3 separate regions of the Homo sapiens genome follow, and all the other regions are linked to region 1. The links are chromatin loops, found by intact Hi-C in ENCODE. Cell type or tissue: heart left ventricle. All regions are shown on one strand. Links, peaks and the distances in the headings refer to the core of each region. The heading gives the core; the rest is flanking DNA. Region 1 overlaps CMSS1 (cms1 ribosomal small subunit homolog). Region 2 overlaps CMSS1 (cms1 ribosomal small subunit homolog). Region 3 has its middle 71 kb from the start of FILIP1L.

What was found. Peaks named below come from ENCODE experiments on the same cell type or tissue, not always from the same donor. Only the 100,000 strongest peaks of a DNase experiment are listed, where the experiment ranks them.
Region 2: it touches region 1 in a loop (2.2-fold over the local background); 10 of 110 quality-filtered maps call a loop at or near these places.
Region 3: a loop joins it to region 1, with 2.6 times the contacts of the local background. A loop is called at or near these places in 4 of 110 quality-filtered maps.

What each region holds. Positions count from the first base shown.
Region 1 is chr3:100,070,831-100,076,667 of GRCh38, reverse strand. All of the region lies in intron 1 of CMSS1 (cms1 ribosomal small subunit homolog), which reads right to left. All of the region lies in intron 1 of FILIP1L (filamin A interacting protein 1 like), which reads left to right. Among named protein-coding and RNA genes, the nearest start is that of FILIP1L, 41 kb to the left of the region's middle. RefSeq lists enhancers at 2,121-2,655, 2,656-3,190 and a silencer at 3,732-3,811. In heart left ventricle, for the core only: no CTCF peak of the experiment used is centred there; a DNase peak (open chromatin) is centred at 2,427; H3K27ac peaks cover 2,500 bases.
Region 2 is chr3:100,165,830-100,171,666 of GRCh38, reverse strand. It overlaps CMSS1 (cms1 ribosomal small subunit homolog), which reads right to left. Exons shown (of 10, transcript NM_032359.4): 5 at 5,273-5,332; 6 at 3,827-3,929. Among named protein-coding and RNA genes, the nearest start is that of FILIP1L, 54 kb to the right of the region's middle. In heart left ventricle, for the core only: no CTCF peak of the experiment used is centred there; a DNase peak (open chromatin) is centred at 2,256; H3K27ac peaks cover 1,011 bases.
Region 3 is chr3:100,182,976-100,188,812 of GRCh38, reverse strand. It overlaps the pseudogene TMEM30CP. Among named protein-coding and RNA genes, the nearest start is that of FILIP1L, 71 kb to the right of the region's middle. RefSeq lists an enhancer at 2,154-2,448. In heart left ventricle, for the core only: a CTCF peak has its summit at 2,744 (motif pointing right); no DNase peak of the experiment used is centred there; H3K27ac peaks cover 1,243 bases.

The DNA of each region.
Region 1 (5,837 bases), core at 1,471-3,970:
AAAATGAACAGTAAAGTACACAGTGAGTTCAGTCTGGCAAAATACAATTAAGTACAAGTATCCAGGAAAAAATAACTCAGAAGACTGACATTCAGTGGGGATGAAACCTCGAAAGCATGTCAAAAGCAACCAGATAGATACTGTAACCCACAGATTAGATAGGATTTTGCAATATAACAGAAATAGCAAAGCATAAAGTAGATGTGAAGCTGTCCATCAGAGGGGCTCAGCACATGCTGACAATGATAAAAGAAAAAGAAGGGTGTTGGGCGGGTGGTGAGTAAAAACAGCTCAGTTATTAAGTCCAAAAGTGTAAGCACCTGGACTTTGGCTTTAAACATTCTTTCAGAAAGATGAAAAGCATCTGAGAGGCCTTTAGAGAGGGAAAAATATATTTACAGAGATAAGCATATGATGAGAGATTAAAGGAATGAAACAGACAAGCCTCCACTGAGCAGTGACAAAAAGAGGTACTTAACTCTGATCAAAATTATTGTTTACATTTTTAAGGGTTTTCCGGGCAAGATAACTAACAAATATATTTCTTAATTATACATATGGCAGATGAAACAGTGAGTTTCCAGGAAGCATCAGCCCTGCCCAAAGCCATGTAGTTGAAAGAAGACTCAGAATCACAGAATTTTAGGCAGGAAATGATCTTAGAAATTACATAGTTTTGTGTCTTCAAAGTGAGGTCTGAGGGCCTATTGCCTGGAGAGCTTATCAGAAATGAAGATTTCTAGGCTCCAACTCAGCTCTCCTGAATCGAATCCTAATACCCCAGAAGGATTAGCTCAAGAAGCTTGTAGAGTTTAAGATAAGTTTATAGATAAGAAAAGTCAAGCTCAGAGATAAATTGCCCCAGGTCAGTCATCAATAGGTCCTGGTTTCAGGTCCAACGATGTTACTATCACTGTGGGATGAAATTCTCCCCAAATCTATAAATTGCCTTTATAATTAGTTATTACCATGTTGTGTAATTTTTCCGAGAATTTATATTATAGATGTTGCTTCATTTAATTCTTGTGTAATAAGGAAAAGAAGATAAAAGAAAACAGAGTCTGCCATCAGTGGGTATAGGAGACAGTTAAAAAAAAAAAAAGAAAAAGAAAAGAGAAGACAAAGATTGGGATATGAAGTAAAAAGCAAAAACCCGAAGCTTCGAATAAAGCTTTGAAGGTAAGAGAACTTATAAAAATGCAAGAGATGTTTAAAGAACAAATTATGGTCTTCCTAACCTCTAAGCTTCCTAAAATAAAAGTGGAATCTCTGCTCGTTATCATAAGCCCTTCTCTCCTGTAGGGTAAAGGACACGAGGATGAGAACCAGACTGTGGGTTGTCTCTGTATCCATTTCTGTGGCAGCAACTAGCATGCTCTAGATTGTTCTCTTGTGTCATTAGAAGTCCATTATTTGAAAGGTAATCATATTGCATTGATATATCTTCTTTTAGCAAAAGCTGACCAGGAAGTGTTTCAGGTTGATCATTTCTGGTTTTGACGATCTCTATCTAATGTAATCCTTGTAGGGAGAATCTGGGTTTGACCCCAGGATAAACCAAAACAAAGGGAACTAACATAGACCAATAAAATATATCCTAAAAAAATATAAGCAATTAAAATAGCTTTATACAAACAAAGGTTTATAAAAAATCATTATTATAAAAGAAAATCAGGCCGGGCATGTTGGCTCATGCCTGTAATCCCAGCACTTTGGGAGGATAAGGCTGGTGGATCACTTGAGGTCAGGAGTTCGAGACCAGCCTGGCCAACACGGCGAAACCCTGTCTCTATTAAAAAGACAAAAATTAGCCAGGAGTGGTGGTGCGCACCTGTAATCCAAGCTACTCTGGAAGCTGAGGTAAGAGAATCGCTTGAACCCAGTAGGCAGAGGTTGCAGTGAGCCAAGATCGTGCCATTGTACTCTAGCCTGGACAACAGAGTGAGACTTCGTCTCAAAAAAAAAAAAAAAAAAAAAAAAAAAAAAAAAAAATCAAATGTTGCACATGCATAGAAAATAAGATTAAAAGAAACATTGGGAACCAAACTTCAACAGAAAGATGTATTTCTCAAGCATAGTTTTTACTAGTTTTTAGATAAATAAGAAAGCTTATTTTATTATAATTTTGCCAAACATACTGGCTATAGAATAAATTTGCAAAATGATTTCTGGAACATGATAAGAGATCCACAGAGAAAAATGTAGCAGAAAGATGGGTATTCAAGTTACATTTTAGAGTAGAAAAGGCCTCTGGAAAACAGATTTCAAAGAACAAGTTAATACAAGGGAAGAAAGCCTCTGATTTTTAATAAAGCCACAACATTGACATCTTGTCTGTTCCCAGAGTGTAGGGATTCAGCAACGGAAACCTTTGCCTTGCATTTTGGAGCTGGCCTGGGAAAGCAGCGAAGAGCTCTCCACAGTCTGTGCCTGGAGGCCCAGGGGGGCTGTCAGATTTAGAGCTCTCGGACTCCACTGCAGGATAAACAGCTTGGGATTCTTCTTTAATGACAACAGCGTATCAGCTCTTTTTGAGGTTACAGCATACATAAACAAGATCTGCCTCATATTTTCCAGTTGTGGAGGAGGGAAGGGAAAAAAAAGGCCCCCACAAACCTTTTCCCGCAGTTAACAGTAGAAGACGACTTGCTTTTACTTGAATGCAAGACTGAAAAAAGGGAAGGAGAACCATGGCGTGCAAAATGGCCACACCGAAAGGAAACAGGAAAACCATTACTTCCTCTGTGAAAACTTCAGTGGGCAATCAAAGGGAAGAAAGGTAATGAATGTTGAATTCTGGTGTTTTAAAAGGAAAGGGACATAAGCTTAAAAAGAGTGAGTGGAAAGATTCTTAATAAAGCCCTCCTGGAGACAAGACCCACAGAGGAATCAAACAGGAGATCTTGCCCGGCACACACCCTACTCTGCATTTGAATGTAGAGTGAACACCGGCTGTCATGTTAGAAGACAGACCAGTGGGTTATTTCCTAGGCTTCCTCAAGGTTTATTACTGGCATGAAAAACTTCCTGGCCTTCTTTGAGGAGCTCTAACAAAATGTGCTAAATGAAGATATTTACTCATAGAATTCCCTCTCTTGCATCCTGGACCCAAGTTCCTTATTTCTTTTTGGATTCAAGAAAACCTCAAGATTTCTGTTTTCTTGACCTAAGCCTACAATTCCCTGCAATCTCCTCTACCCCAGTCTTTTCGAGGAAGCTGCAGACAACATTTACTCTATTTGTATTTAAATGTATACTTTCATGACAGGACAGCTTGCTTCATTTTGCTGTCCTGGGCCAGCAAACTTTTTTTGTGAAGGACTTGATAGTAAATATTTCAGCCTCTGTAGGCTATGCAATCTCTATCACAAGAACTCAACTTTTCTGTTGTAGGATGAAAATAGTCAGATAATATATAAATAAATGAGTATGGTGGAGTTCCAATAAAACTTTATTTATAAAAACAGGTGGCAAACCAGATTTGGCCCACAGGCTATAATTTGTGACTCCTGGTACTAGTTCTCCCCTGTTCTATAATATAACAGCATTCTTAAAAAGTGGTGGGCAGATGAAAGAAACATGATGGTTTCCATTTTATTATGAACATACACATAAACTAATTATGCTTTGCCTCTGATATTAATCAAGATATATATTAAGGAAGTGGATGTAAAAAAAAACTTTAAAAAGTGCTCTTCAAACATATGCTATCATCATTATTCTCCCTACCCTGTGACAAAAGCAGCCTCAGTGTTCACTCTTCTGGCGAGGTTTTCAGTGACAAGTTAGAGGAAGTGGGTAGGTAGTTTATGGGGGAAGGAGAGGATTATTTCTTGTATTGAAGTGACTCATGAGTCCCTAGAATTTGAGAACCTCTGTTCTTTAGCAAGCTGTCCCAATTAAATAACTATACATTATCAAGTGAGGTCAGGTGATAAGTCCTCATCACCTCTGTCCAGTAGATAATCTGTATTTCAGCTGTGTTCAAGCAATCCCATATTTCTGGAAGGCAATAAAGATTTCCTAATTGTTGCAAAGAAGACTGTACCAGCTGGGGATTGGAGGTGGGGTGCGATGGTCGGTTGACAGTTAAAATGCTGGAACTGGATGCCAGAGAAGGTGTCACAACTTTACAAAGTAATGCAAGATATTGCACCACTGCAAATGCCTCAGTTGATGAAATCAGTCATAAGAGAAAATCAGGCACCATTAAGGGCCATCTAGAAAGGGGGGAATCCAGGAAGTCAGCCAGAGACAACTCTGTTACTTGAGCTCCAAGCCTGAATCAAGGAGAGCTCTCAGAGCCATGTTCAAGTTTGAGCCCAGATTTGGAAATGCACAGAATGAACTAGGGCAGGAGGCCAATGAGAAAATTATCTCCTATCAATTTTACACACATTCTATTTCTGACTGAATAATCCTTGGGTTTGGGCTTGGGGAGATAGAGCTGAAAGACTTTGGCACATGAGATTTGCAGTGGCCAAGATCAGTAGACCTTTAGTTCACAGCATATTGCCTAGTGTTTGGTCTTAAAATATGGTCCATGTAACGCTCAAGTGGGTGATGAGTCCATCTTTCTCTTCTGGAAGAATGACAGTTTTAAGTCCATCAAAGATGACAGTTTTATCCTAACGTGCTAATTACTTTGCCACGGAGACAACTGGTCCTCTGAACTGCTGCAGATGAGAGAGTTCCCTATATTTCAGTTTCAGTCTGCCGATCAAGACACCAAATTGTAAAAATGTAATTAGCTGATATGGCAAAGTCCCCCTGAAGACACCTGGTTGATGGGTCACTGGTTCACACCTGGGAAATAATGAAGTTGGGTGCCCAATAAGTGTAAGCCTTGAGAGCTGACAGGAAAAGGGACCAGGGCAGGAAGAAGACAATAAGAGGTGAAAAGTCAGGAGGTAGAGCCAGACAAGGATCATTTGGGGAGGAGCAGTCTTGGCCAAGAAAGAGCAATTATGGAGCAGAATAAAAGAAAGACCTAAGAATGGACCAAGGAAGATCTGTCCAGGATAAAGATGTGTCCAGAAGTTGACTTCCAACACTGGCCCGAGGACATCAAAAATGGGGCTTGGCTCTGACTGGAACCAGTAGGACAGAAGACCCACACCCTTGGGCTATTCTGTACTCTGCCCCCCACCCTTCTCCCATGTAAATTTTAGTGAATGCTTTGAAATCCAGGCAGGCTCAGGAAGAGGAAACAGTATCTACTTTGACTGTCTTTCTCAGGTGAAGGCCAGGCTACAGTTAAGATGGGGAGGCTGGCAGTCTCAGCAGGAACTGAGCATTACTGAGGCAGTTCTTCCCCATAGAACAGGAGGTCACAGTCCCTGTCCCTTACTGTCTTCTTGATGTACAAGTTTCTCCATCTTACCCAGCTAGTTATGTAGCAAATTCAGCTCTCAGGAGATGAAGTGAGTAAGAGAAAATCAGGATAAAATCTAATTTCTTTTCTCCACTTCCCCAGCATAAATTGACAGTGATATGTCTGAAATAGGGGGTAATTATAAGAACTTAAAAAGAAAGTTTGGAAATGCTAATCCATCCAAAAAAAAAAAAAAAAAAAAAGAGAGAGTAGCTTCTCTTAAAAACAAACAAACCCCTTTCTTTTAAAAAAAGAACTTGGCTTATTTTTTTCTGTATAACTGAATAGCTTAAAAGCAAAACAAAAAAAGGGCATTACATAGTGAGAATTTAATAAGGAAAATCATACACAAAGAAAACCACAGGCCAGGCGCGGTGACTCATGCCTATAATCCTAGCACTTTGGGAGGTCAAGGCAGGCAGATCGCCTGAAGTCAGGAGTTCGTGAATATCCTGGCCAACAT
Region 2 (5,837 bases), core at 1,120-3,619, 95 kb before region 1:
AGTGGGGTGGCCTTTTATTCAGGCACATATCTGGGTTGGCTTTACACTGCCATACACAAGGTCAACCTTACTTAGGCTTCCTTGATTACTGAAACACATGACCTGCCTTTCATTTGTAATACAGAATTCCTGTATTTCAGGTCCCTGGCAGAAAATTCATCTTCCAACTATGCAGTGCAGTTCTCATACAAAATTTGGTTGCAAAAGATATCTTGGAGCGGTGATGTCAGCTCGTTCTCTGTGGAGCCAAGGGCATCTACAAAGGTCTGCCTGTGGTGGCCATGAGGGAAGCCAGGAGATGAGCTTGAAAGGGGGAAGAGGGGGGGCTTCTATCCTTCTATCACAGCTGTCCTTTCTTATCTACTTTGTAGACTAAATTCCTCTATAAAATTTTATAGGTGGAAATGAAGCTTCAGCCAAAAAGCAGGAAAAGAAGGAAGGAAGGAAGGGAAAGAGGAAGCAAAGAAGGAAGGAAAAAAAGTAAGAAGAAACCACTGACACAAAGGACTGGCTGAATTAAAGCTATGAGGGCAGGGGGTTATTGTAAATGAGGTGATCTGGGAAGCAGGGGTGAAGACTGAGGGGCACTTGAGAGTGATGCCCCCCGTAAAGGGGTCAACTAGTGCTCAGCTTTGCCAGTTATGATGATGTGAGACTATGGGCCTAAGACTCTCTGATTTTTAGAGAAGCCAGAAATCTAGATTTTTATATGTGCAATCTGATTTTAAATATGGGCAAGTCACTCACAAATTTTTTAGGTGCCAAACACTTGTAGGGTAAACTTAGCCTTTGAGTTGTCACTTTACAGTCTCTGGCTTACACCAGTAGGACAGGCAGTCCATTTAGTTTCTAGGTAGTCAAGAAGCTAGATCTATCTACAACAATCCAGACCACCAGCTCTGAGGGCTGAGACGGCGCTGGTGCACCTGCCGTGCCTGCCTTTCTACCTCTACTTTGGCATCAGGTCCTCAGCTGGCACCAACAGCTGCTCTATAAACAGCCACATAACATTATCTGTCCAGGGTTTTTGTTGTACAGATGATACTGAGAATGCTGCTGTCACTATGTCACAGAGGGGAAAACTATTTCTCAGGGAACTCTTTTTTTTTCTTCTTAAACCCACAGAATGTCATCAATCTGGCAACTGATAATGTTTCCCAACAGATCCTGGCTGTTGGAAAGTGCAGGCCCCCAGTTGGGGCCACCTTTGCAACTGCACAGGGATTTATCGATGTGATTTTCAGCACCATTTCTAGCTCGCTTCACCTAATTTTCTGTTCTTTATTTTTTCCTTGCTTCTATTTTCACAACCTGTTTCTCATTTGTTCAATGTATTTCTATATATCATCTATATTTGAGGACAGACCTAACATGGGTTTTCTACTTTCCTTCATATATCATTATTATATTTTGAGAAATATTGACCTGTAAAAACATATGAGTTTGCAAAATAGTGAATCATGCTATACAAGTTCTGTTGCCTCAAGTTTTTACTTACACATAAGCTTTCTCCATGGCAAGGTTAACCAGGAAGACAATTTAAAATAAGTCATGGCTCTCAATAGAACAGATGTTCTTATAAAAGTTAGAATTATTAAATATTAGTCTTTATGAATAGGGCTTGTTGTGCCTACTCAGAAATCACCTTTTGTAAATCACCTAACCTTGAAATGGATCATAGTATTACTGGGGACACAAAAAAATACTGCAAATTGGTAAATGAAGTGTGACAACACAGTACTTTTATGCCCTCAGTAAGGAATTTATGTATAACAAAAGTTCAAATCAATTTGATAGCTTTATTTTAAGAGTCCACCTCCAGGCCACACTCTTTGCCCTTAGCATCTGAATGTGAAATGAGGTAGTTTTTAAAGCACTGAAAAGTCAGTGTGAATTCCCATGATTTCAGGACCGGCAAGTACAGCTGCCCGGAAGCAGTTGGAATCTTCAAGATAATTATGTTTAGAGCAGAAAAAATGGAAAGAAACACAAGTGTTTCACTGGGAGATTATATGCTACAATTTAATGTGTGTGCATAATGTGATACAATTTAATGTGTGTCTCCACTTCAGTGGAGAAAGGAGGGTTTGAAGGACTATTTCAGTTTAACAACTACTTTTCTAAATTCATGATTAGATTAGTTCATTTAGAAAAAACAGATGTAAATAACTATTGAATATCTAGATTTGCACCTTAGTCTATTTGACCAAGTTCCTCTTTCTTCAGGACTTGGATTTTCCTTTGTTTTGTCTCCTGTCAAAGCCTGGCCCAGAGCCAGGCTCTCAGAGAGAGCTGGTCCTAGCAAATCCCATCTGACTCTCACGGCTCTTCTCTGAAAGCTGAATATTACCACTGACCAGTGGAAGCCTTTTTGTTTATTCTACAAAAACAATAGTAAATGAAAACGTATGTGCAAGCCCTTAGTAAAGCACTGACAAATTATCTTTAAAACATAATCTTTACCTTTAAGTTTTTATTCCATTTGGAATTTATCTTGTTATAAGTGAGATATGAATCCAACTTTATTTTTCCAGATGGCTACTCAGTTGTTCCAACACCACTTATTAAACAATCCGTCTTTCCCTACTGATTTCTGATTTGTCACCTTAGGCATATGCTACATTTTCATATGCATTTGGGTCTGATCCTGAACTTTCAATTCTGTTCCACTCATCTGATCTGTCATGCATGTGCCAGTTCCATACTGTTAATTATTTTATTGAGACTTCAGAGTGCGTGTGTGTGTGTGTGTATATATATGTGTATATATATATGTGTGTGTGTGTATATATATATATATATAATTTGTAATCTCTAGGAATATAATCCTCTCATTAGTATTCTTTTTCAGAATTTCTTTGCCTATTTTTAGTTGTATATTATCCCATAAGAATTCAGAACTAGTTTATCCAGTTAAAAAAAAAAACAACACAATTCTATTGGAGTTTTACTAGGAATGTGTGAAATCTGAAGGCTACCCTGAGTAAAACAGACATCCTTACAATATTGAGTTTTCCTGTTCAAGAATATGGTATACATTTTTGATTGTCCAAGTTTTCTGCATCCCTTAGATGATGTTGTCTGTACATAAGTTTTGGTAAGTATATTCCATGGTATTCTATCTTTTCTTTTTATAATGGAGATGGGGTCTTATTATGTTGCCCAGGCTGGTCTCAAGCTCCAGGGCTCAAGAGTTCTCCCACCTCAGCCTCCCAAAGTGATAGGATTATAGGCACAATCTGCTGTGCCCGGCTTCTGTCTTTTCTTGTTACTATTTTAAGTCAGATCTTTTCTTCTAACTGGTTGTTTGGGGTATGATCTGGCTTTTACCCTTGCTCTCTATAATGTGTGCTCTCCACACAGCAGCCAAAGTGAACCTTTAAAATGATGATTCAGATCAAGTAAGTCCTCAAAATCCTATAATGGCATCCTATCTTGGGGTCTTTTGTGCTTACTCTCCCCTCTACCTGGAATGCTTTTCTTCCAGATAGCTGCTGGGCTTTCTTCTTCACTTTGTTCAAGTCTCTGATCAAATTGTCATCTCCTTAGAGAAGCTTTCTGTGACCACCCTTTTAAAAGTAGTCCTGATCTACTTATATCCCTTTGCCATGCTTTATTTTTTCCTTACATAACTTATCAATGTACTTGACGTTATAATGTATCTTCATTTGTTTATTATCTGTCTCCCCCACTGAAATATAAATTCCATGAGGGCAGGGACTCTGTTTTGTTTATTGCTACATCTCCAGCACATAGAACATAATAGCTTGGCATATATCAGTTATTCAGAAAACATTTATGATATGGAATAGGTGAACCTTCCAACCTAATGAGCTCCAGGGCTCGGACGGCCGAGCTGCAGATGATCAGCATCAGGACCGATTTCTTCTCACTGTGGTTCTTCCTAAGTTTTACCCACTTAGGACAAACTGGAAAAAAGAACAGAAAACAATTATTTGAAATATGGCAAAACAGGGCACACCTCCCAAGTTGAGCATTTCTTCTTTGTTGAGTATTTAAACAAAACAAAATATAGTAAGCATGGTTCATTATAATTACAATTGTAATTCAATTTTCTGGTTATTGTAAATATTAGATTAAAATAAAGTATCATTAATTTGTAACACAAAACAAACATACCAAGTCCCTAAATGTGACTAATTTTAAAATTAAGTAAAAAAATTTGGAATATTACATTTTTGATATTTTAATTTAGGTTTGATACTTGAAGACAATGTTGATTAAATAGGAAACAAATGCTGATTCAATCATGTTAAATTTTAAAGGGACATTCAACATAAGATATAAAATGGAACAAACATTTAAAAACAGCAAACATTTACTAAATACTGACATGGTGCTAAGCACTTTACATACATTTTCTTTTTAGTTCTCATAATCTAGTGAGTTTGATTCTATTATTACCTAGATTTACATTTTCTGAATTTGAAGCTGAGAAAGGTTTATGAACTCAAGTTGAGTGTCATCAGAATTGCTTGTAGTTTGAAAGAAGAATGGAAACTCCCTATATCTAAACTATTTCATTGCTGGCCATGAATAAATGAACAGTTGATATGAATAATTTAATTACTGCTGGCTACATATAATACATATTGAAGGGCCAGACACAGTAGCTCATGCCTGTAATCTCAGCACTTTGGGAGGCTGAGTGGGGAGGATCTCTTGAGCCCAGGAGTTTGAGACCAGCCTGGGCAACATAGAAAGACCCTGTCTCTACCAAAAATAATTAAAAAAAAAAAATTAGCTGCTTGTGGTGGCACACAACTATAGTCCCAGCTGCTTGGGAGGCTGAGACAGGAGGATCGCTAGAGCCCAGGAGGTTGAGGCTCCACTGAGCTGTGACCAGACCCACTGCACTCCAGCCTGGGAGATGGAGTGAGACCCTGTCCCTCTCCAGCCTCCCAAAAAATAAATTTTGAAAAGATAAAATTAGATTGACTTCACAATAGCCATGGTCTGAGTGGTAAACATGCAAACAGAATTTCAGAATCTCACAGATGGAACACATATCACATAGTCCATCTTCCTTATTTTTCAGATAGGAAATTAAGTCCAGGGGAGTACTCAGTGACTCGTCTCAGGTCAAACAGCAAATTGGTGGGGGACCTGGGACTAGAACACCATTCTCTGGATTCCTAGAGCAATAATGGCCTAATGTGTTATAAAACAAAAACGAGACCAAAACCTAAATTCCCAAAACCAGAGCAAAATAAGAATGAGTTTAAATAGATTAAAATCAGAGTTTACTTACTTTCTTTTAGGTATGAGGAAAGACTGTGAGTCAAATCATTGGCCTTGAGGAAACAGGAGTCTAGAAATATAATAAACATGCTTTGTAGATAATTTTGTAAACACACACACAATCAAAACAGATTATATGTGAGTTATGAGTGATGTATAAGGTTGTAAAATATTAGTGAATTGGGGGCCCATTTTATATCTTAAAGTGTTGCCTATATTTAAAATAACAGCAGCAGCAACAAGTAAACTTTTAACCTGTCACGGAGCTGCCCATAATTTCTTAGAGCAGTGAAATAGGAGCTTCTTACATCACTCAGCAGATTTATGAAGCAACTTTATTTTCCAAATCCATAAAATAGGGACTACACAAATGCAAAATGAAGTGGCTAACAAATCTATGTAAACATGTTGAAACTCACTAGTTATCAGAGAAGTGCAAGTTAATATAATGAGCATACTTTACACACTCATTAGAATGGCAACTATTAGCAATATGTATAATACCAAGTGTTGTTGAGAATGCAAGTTGATGGAAACTCTTGTGAACTGTAAGTGGAAGTATAAACTGGTATAGA
Region 3 (5,837 bases), core at 1,513-4,012, 110 kb before region 1:
TATGCCATTTCTGTTTGTAGACTACATTTCAATTTATAAAAAGCATTAAAGAACAGGGCTGTATCCCAATGGAGAGACAGCATACTGAATGGTGACTGAGGAAACTGGGGTTCTAGTTCAGCCAATCTCTGACCTTGAGTTAAGTGCTTAACCTCTAGAGTCCACATTTCGCCCATCAGCATCATTTCATGCAGCAATTAATTGATCTGTGAGGTCATTGTAGTATACATGCTACTTCATGAATTCCTCTTGTGAGTTCTATCAATGTAGTATTCAAGAAAATATTTCATGATCAAATAATTTTTGAGTAGTTGATATCTATGGTGCTTTCTTGCCTAAAAAATATCCCTTATCTATTGTCTATGCAATGATGGTATCCTCAGTTTGCTACTTGAGTGGACTTGTACATGAATAGCTATGAGATGGAGCAAAGATCACAGTCTGCTCGTCATAGAATTTTGGAGAGGCAGAAATTATTCTTGTTTAAAGTGAACTGCAGAGAGAGCACATCCTTGTGTCCCAGGGCTGAGTGAGAAGAGGAAAGGCTAACTCAGAAGTCTTTTCTATGATGTTTGTGCCTGATCACATTGGCCTGGAGTGTGCACTCTATATTATCACCCAGTGATACACTGGTTAATGAAACACTGGTTTTCGAGTATAAAAATGAAGTGTCAGAAGCAATCCTGTCTGAAGCAACTAAAGAAACAATGTTAGTTGGAAAATGCCCATAGATTTCATGAGATAAAAGCATTCTGTTTGTGGAGGGGCCATGGCCAATAGTTGGTAATGGAATGAGGTCACCTTCTCATGCATGGGCACCTCTTAGTGAAGGCTGCACTCCACAGTGGGGGGGTGGGGGGCAGGTTTGCAAGGGAGGGAGTAAGAATGACATGGAAGGAAGAACCAGAACGAAAGGGATTGGTGAGGAAGAAAGTAGAAAAGTAAATTGCATGAACTCCGTGGAAATGGACATCAACGTTGTGAGCCCATTCCTTTGCTATCCCCTTCAGCAAGGCAAGATTCATCTCCTCCTGCCATTTTGCCTGTGCCACATGGTGGAGCCTGGTGGGAGTTTACATATAACACTGGAGGTCTTGCTGTCATTTAATTCCTAGGGAGATAAGCGGTGGGAGCTGGAAGTGGGGAGGAAAAAATGTTAAGTAGAGAGGCAACAGAGCAGTGTGCTTTGGGAGGAAGAGTAGAGCCTGAAAAGACATTTTCCTCTTTGGGTTCCGCACTATCTGACCTAGTCCATTCTTTCAATAAGTGTGTGCCTATCACATACTGGGCAATGTGCAAGGAAGAGGGTGGTGAGGCAGCTGGCTAAGCTCTCTGTTCTTACCACGTAGTATTTTACCTATTCTGTTCTCAGCTCATTGAGGGCACAAATCCACTCTTCCTCATCTTACTCATCTGCATAGTCAACAGAACCTGTAGGCACCTTCAGACACTCATAAATTTTATTTTATTTTGAGATGGAGTCTCGCTGTGTCACCCAGGCTGGAGTGCAGTGGCACAATCTTTGTTCACTGCAACCTCTGCCTCCCAGGTTCAAGTGATTCTCCTGCCTCAGCCTCCTGAGTAGCTGGAATTACAGGCATGTGCCACCATGCCCGGCTAATTTTTGTATTTTTAGTAGAGACAGGGTTTCACCACAGCTGGTCTTGAACTCCTGATCTCAGGTGATCCGCCTGCCTTAGCCTCCCAAAGTGCTGGAATTACAGGCATGAGCCACCGCACCCAGGCGACACTCATAAATTTTAAACCAATGTTGGTAGACTTGGCCTTAATCTTAATTTTGCCAGCAGCCATGTCGGGAGAGGGAATAGATCAGCTTTCCATGGTTACTTCTTGCAGAGTGGAGCTCATGCGGTCTGGGATGTCCAGAAATCTGCCTGGAGTTGATATGGATGAAACATATACTTAATAATTAGACTGAATATGGGCATGGCCAATCAAGCCTTAGACTAGCTCTTGTCTTCCCTCTCTAGACCAGCTTCAGGGATTCTCATCCTCCAACAGCTTATTAAGTTGGCAAAAGGCTTGTGCCTGAGAGGTCTGCCCTTAGCACCAGCTTTTCTCACTCTGAGTAGAACTTAGCTTTGCTAAATATCCTTAAGATGCCAGAAAGACTTGGGCTCTTGTCTTTCCTGGATCTCAGAGGGAGTTCATTTGCAAAGGGAAAGACACAATGCTTGAATGTGGGGCAATATTGAAGATCTGTATCTTGGACACTTTACTCTTTTTATCAATATGACTCATGGGTCTCTGGCAGTCATGTGGCCTTGACTCTCCTTCTTCCCCTATTGGTCACTTGCTCTCTTCCCTGCCAGCATAAAAAAAAAAAAAAAAGAAAGCTTCAGCCAGGCATGGTGGCTCACGCCTGTAATCCCAGCACTTTGGGAGGCCAAGGCGGGCAGATCATGAGGCCAGGAGTTCAAGACCAGCCTGGCAAACATGATGAAACCTCATCTCTATTAAAAATACAAAAAAATTAGCCGGGTATAGTGGCAGTCGTCTGTAATCCCAGCTACTAGGGAGGCTGAGGCAGTAGAATTGCTTGAACCCAGGAGGCGGTGGTTGCAGTGAGCCAAGGTCGCACCACTGCACTGCAGCCTGGGTGACAGAGCAAGACTCCATCTCGGAAAAAAAAAAAAAAAAAAAAAAAAAAGCTTCTAACTTTGTCAATCCCTTGTACACAAATATGTCTGAGCTCACTGGCATGAGAGTAACTGCCCTCAAGAGGGAGCAGAGATGAACAAAGCCACTCTACACAGGCTCTGTCACCATCTGTGCTTGCCAGCAGAAACAGGGATGTTCCCGTCTTATCCATACCCTCTTGAGGGCCTGTGTTCTCAAACTAACCATTCTCACGTATGGTGCCAAAGCTGAACATTCTCAGAAACTGCATTCAAATTGTAAGATGGGACAAACCTCTATTTCCTGAGTGCTCCTTGCAGACAATATAAGGATGATGCCCATACAAAGGCAGAATATTCCTGTTGCGAAAAAGACAAAGAGGACTCTCCTGGCCGTGAAATATAGCCGGTGGATGGGTAACTCCTGCTGCTTCAGGGCAGAGTTGTCTAGTAATCTGGACAGGCAGTGCTGTGCTCTCTCCTCCATTTCGGTCCTGCAGGTGACTCGGATACTTTTGGGACATTTAGAACATTTTTACTCATAGTAATACCACATAATGGTAATGTGAAATGAATTATGTGAACCCTTCCTTTGAAGTTGCAAAGTCTTTCTGCTTCCCGGATTATTCCTTAACCAGAGCTGGTATTTAGCAGGAGCTCAGCTGTCTCCAACCAGCCATTACTGAGTATAACTGACTTAGGATCAAAAAGGTTCTTGTGTTAAATGTCATGCCTAGGATGGATAGTCCCCAGCAAGGTCTGCAGAAACCAACATCTGGTGACACTAGGAAGCAATCACGATGGGCTATTTCTGGGATTTGGTGAGTAATTCAAGGCAAGCCCTTCCTGAGAGGGGGAAATGGATTTATCTTTAGGAACTTGCCTAAATCCTTGGAGATTAATAAAAAAAAATAAAAGGGCTGTCAGCTTTTCTCCAAATGTGGCTGTTGCTTAACATGAATATAAACTAAATTGGAAAAATACTCTCAGATCATAGCTAACTTTGCTATTTGTGATAATGAGGAAGAGAGCAGCAAACAGGAAATTGTAGAACACAGATGTCTCATCTCAGCAGCTTCCAATTTCTTTTTCATCCACAAAAAAGGCTCTAGTAGAAAATGTGGATTAAAAACATCTCCTCCTAAGCTGTCTTAAGTGCATGCTTTGGGGTACCCCAAATGAGACAAGAGAAAGGAAGAGGAAGATAATCAATGAGATGTTCAATATTGAAGTACAGTATTAGGTCTGGTTTTGGGTTTTTTCCCTTGTTAGAAATCCACTAACATTAGTTTCCTTAGGCCATTAATAATTAATAATTACTTCTTTTAAAACTGGCATTTAGGATTTAGAATTAGAATTTTTAAAATTAGGGAGCATGTGAATTTCTAATCTTCCCTTTTAATTTACATTAGTCAGAGAAGCCATCCTGGACTATTTTTGTATCAAAGAAAGTAATGACTTTGGCAAATGTACCTAGTTTGAAAGAATACAAAATTGATGCAAATGCTTACACTAGGAAGTTTCCAATTCGGAGTTAAAGCTTTCCATTTACAAACTGTATAAAAAGCAAAATACCAACGGGAAATTTTCAGCATGACATTTGAATCTAATTTGGAGGTGGCAACTAGTACGGTTGTTGGTATCAAACAGCCTTGTGTGAGGAGATGGCAGTGAACACTTCTAGTTAACATTTACCATTTGTTTTACTAAATAAAACATGGTCAAGAGCTTGGGTTTAAAAGGCAGTAAAAGGCTATGAGATTAGATTATAAGAACAGGGTTGACCTACACAACATTGGGGTATGTTTGTGATTCAAATACTTATTCCAACATTGGATTGGATGGCATTATATTACATAGATAATGCCTAGCAAGAGGGTAATTACAGCAAAAAACCAATGAGAATAGTATTTCTTAGACTGTTTATAAAACAACAAAACCAACTAACTCAAATCCCAGACTAAAAGGAGCTTCACAGATAGTGTATTACTCAGGGTTCACCAGAGAAACAGAACCAACAGGAGATTATATGACCATATATATATATATTATAAGGAATTGGCTCACATGATTATGGGGCTGAAAAGCCCAAAATCTGCAAAGCTGATGTCCCAATTCAAGTCTGAAGGCCAACAGGCTGCCACAGAATCAGGAAGAGCCAATGTTTCAGTTAGGAGGCAGTCAGGCAGAATTCTCTTGGGGGGTTGGGGAGAGTCAGTCTTTTGTTCTATTGAGGCCTTCAACTGACAGGACAAGGCCCTCTCACATTATGAAGGGCAATCCTCTTTGCTCAGGTCTACCCATTTAAATGTTAATCTCATGCAAATATACCATCACAGAACACCCAGAATAATGTTTAACCAACTATCTGGGTATCCTACGGCCTAGCCAAGTTGCCACATTAAAATTAGCCATCACAGGTAGTAAGTACAAATATTTCTGGGACAATATTCTTGAGAGACAGCTAGATATACATTCTCCAGGTACTTTTATATTCATCTATTCCTCTCTTCTAAATAAATCTACTTTCAATGTGCAAATATACCTCATATGCATTGCCTTTCAATATTTCCAGAACAGGGTTCTTTTTCTCAGCACTACTGACATCTTGGGCTAGATATTTCTTTGTTGTGAGGGCTGTCCTGTAAGATTGTAAAATGTTTAGTTGCATCCCCGGCCTCTATTACCCATGTTTGAGAATCACTGTTCTAGATTGATACCAATACAACAATTTGTTAACAGCTGTTGTATTGTGGCATCACTAGAAATTTCAAAGTCTAGGTGCAGTGGCTCATGCCTGTAATCCCAGCACTTTGGGAGACTGAGGTGGGAGGATCACTTGAGCCCAGGAGTTTGAGGCTGCAGTGAGCTATGATGGCACCACTGCACTTCAGCCTGGGAGACAGAGCAATATCCCATCTTTAAAAAAAAAAAAAGGAAAAAAAGAAAAATTTTAAAGTGATTTCTAACTTGTCTTCATTTTTCCTTAACCACTGTAGATAACCTTCTCAGGCATTAGCAGACATTTGTATATTTGGGGTTGCCTTATATTTCGTTGTCTTTCCTATTAACTGCTGGGATGAAAATATATATGCTAAATATAAAAATATATATTAAATATACATTATATGAATATACACATGTAATATTCATGATAGTCTCATATTTTGGCGAATTAATAGCCGCTTGGCAGATTGG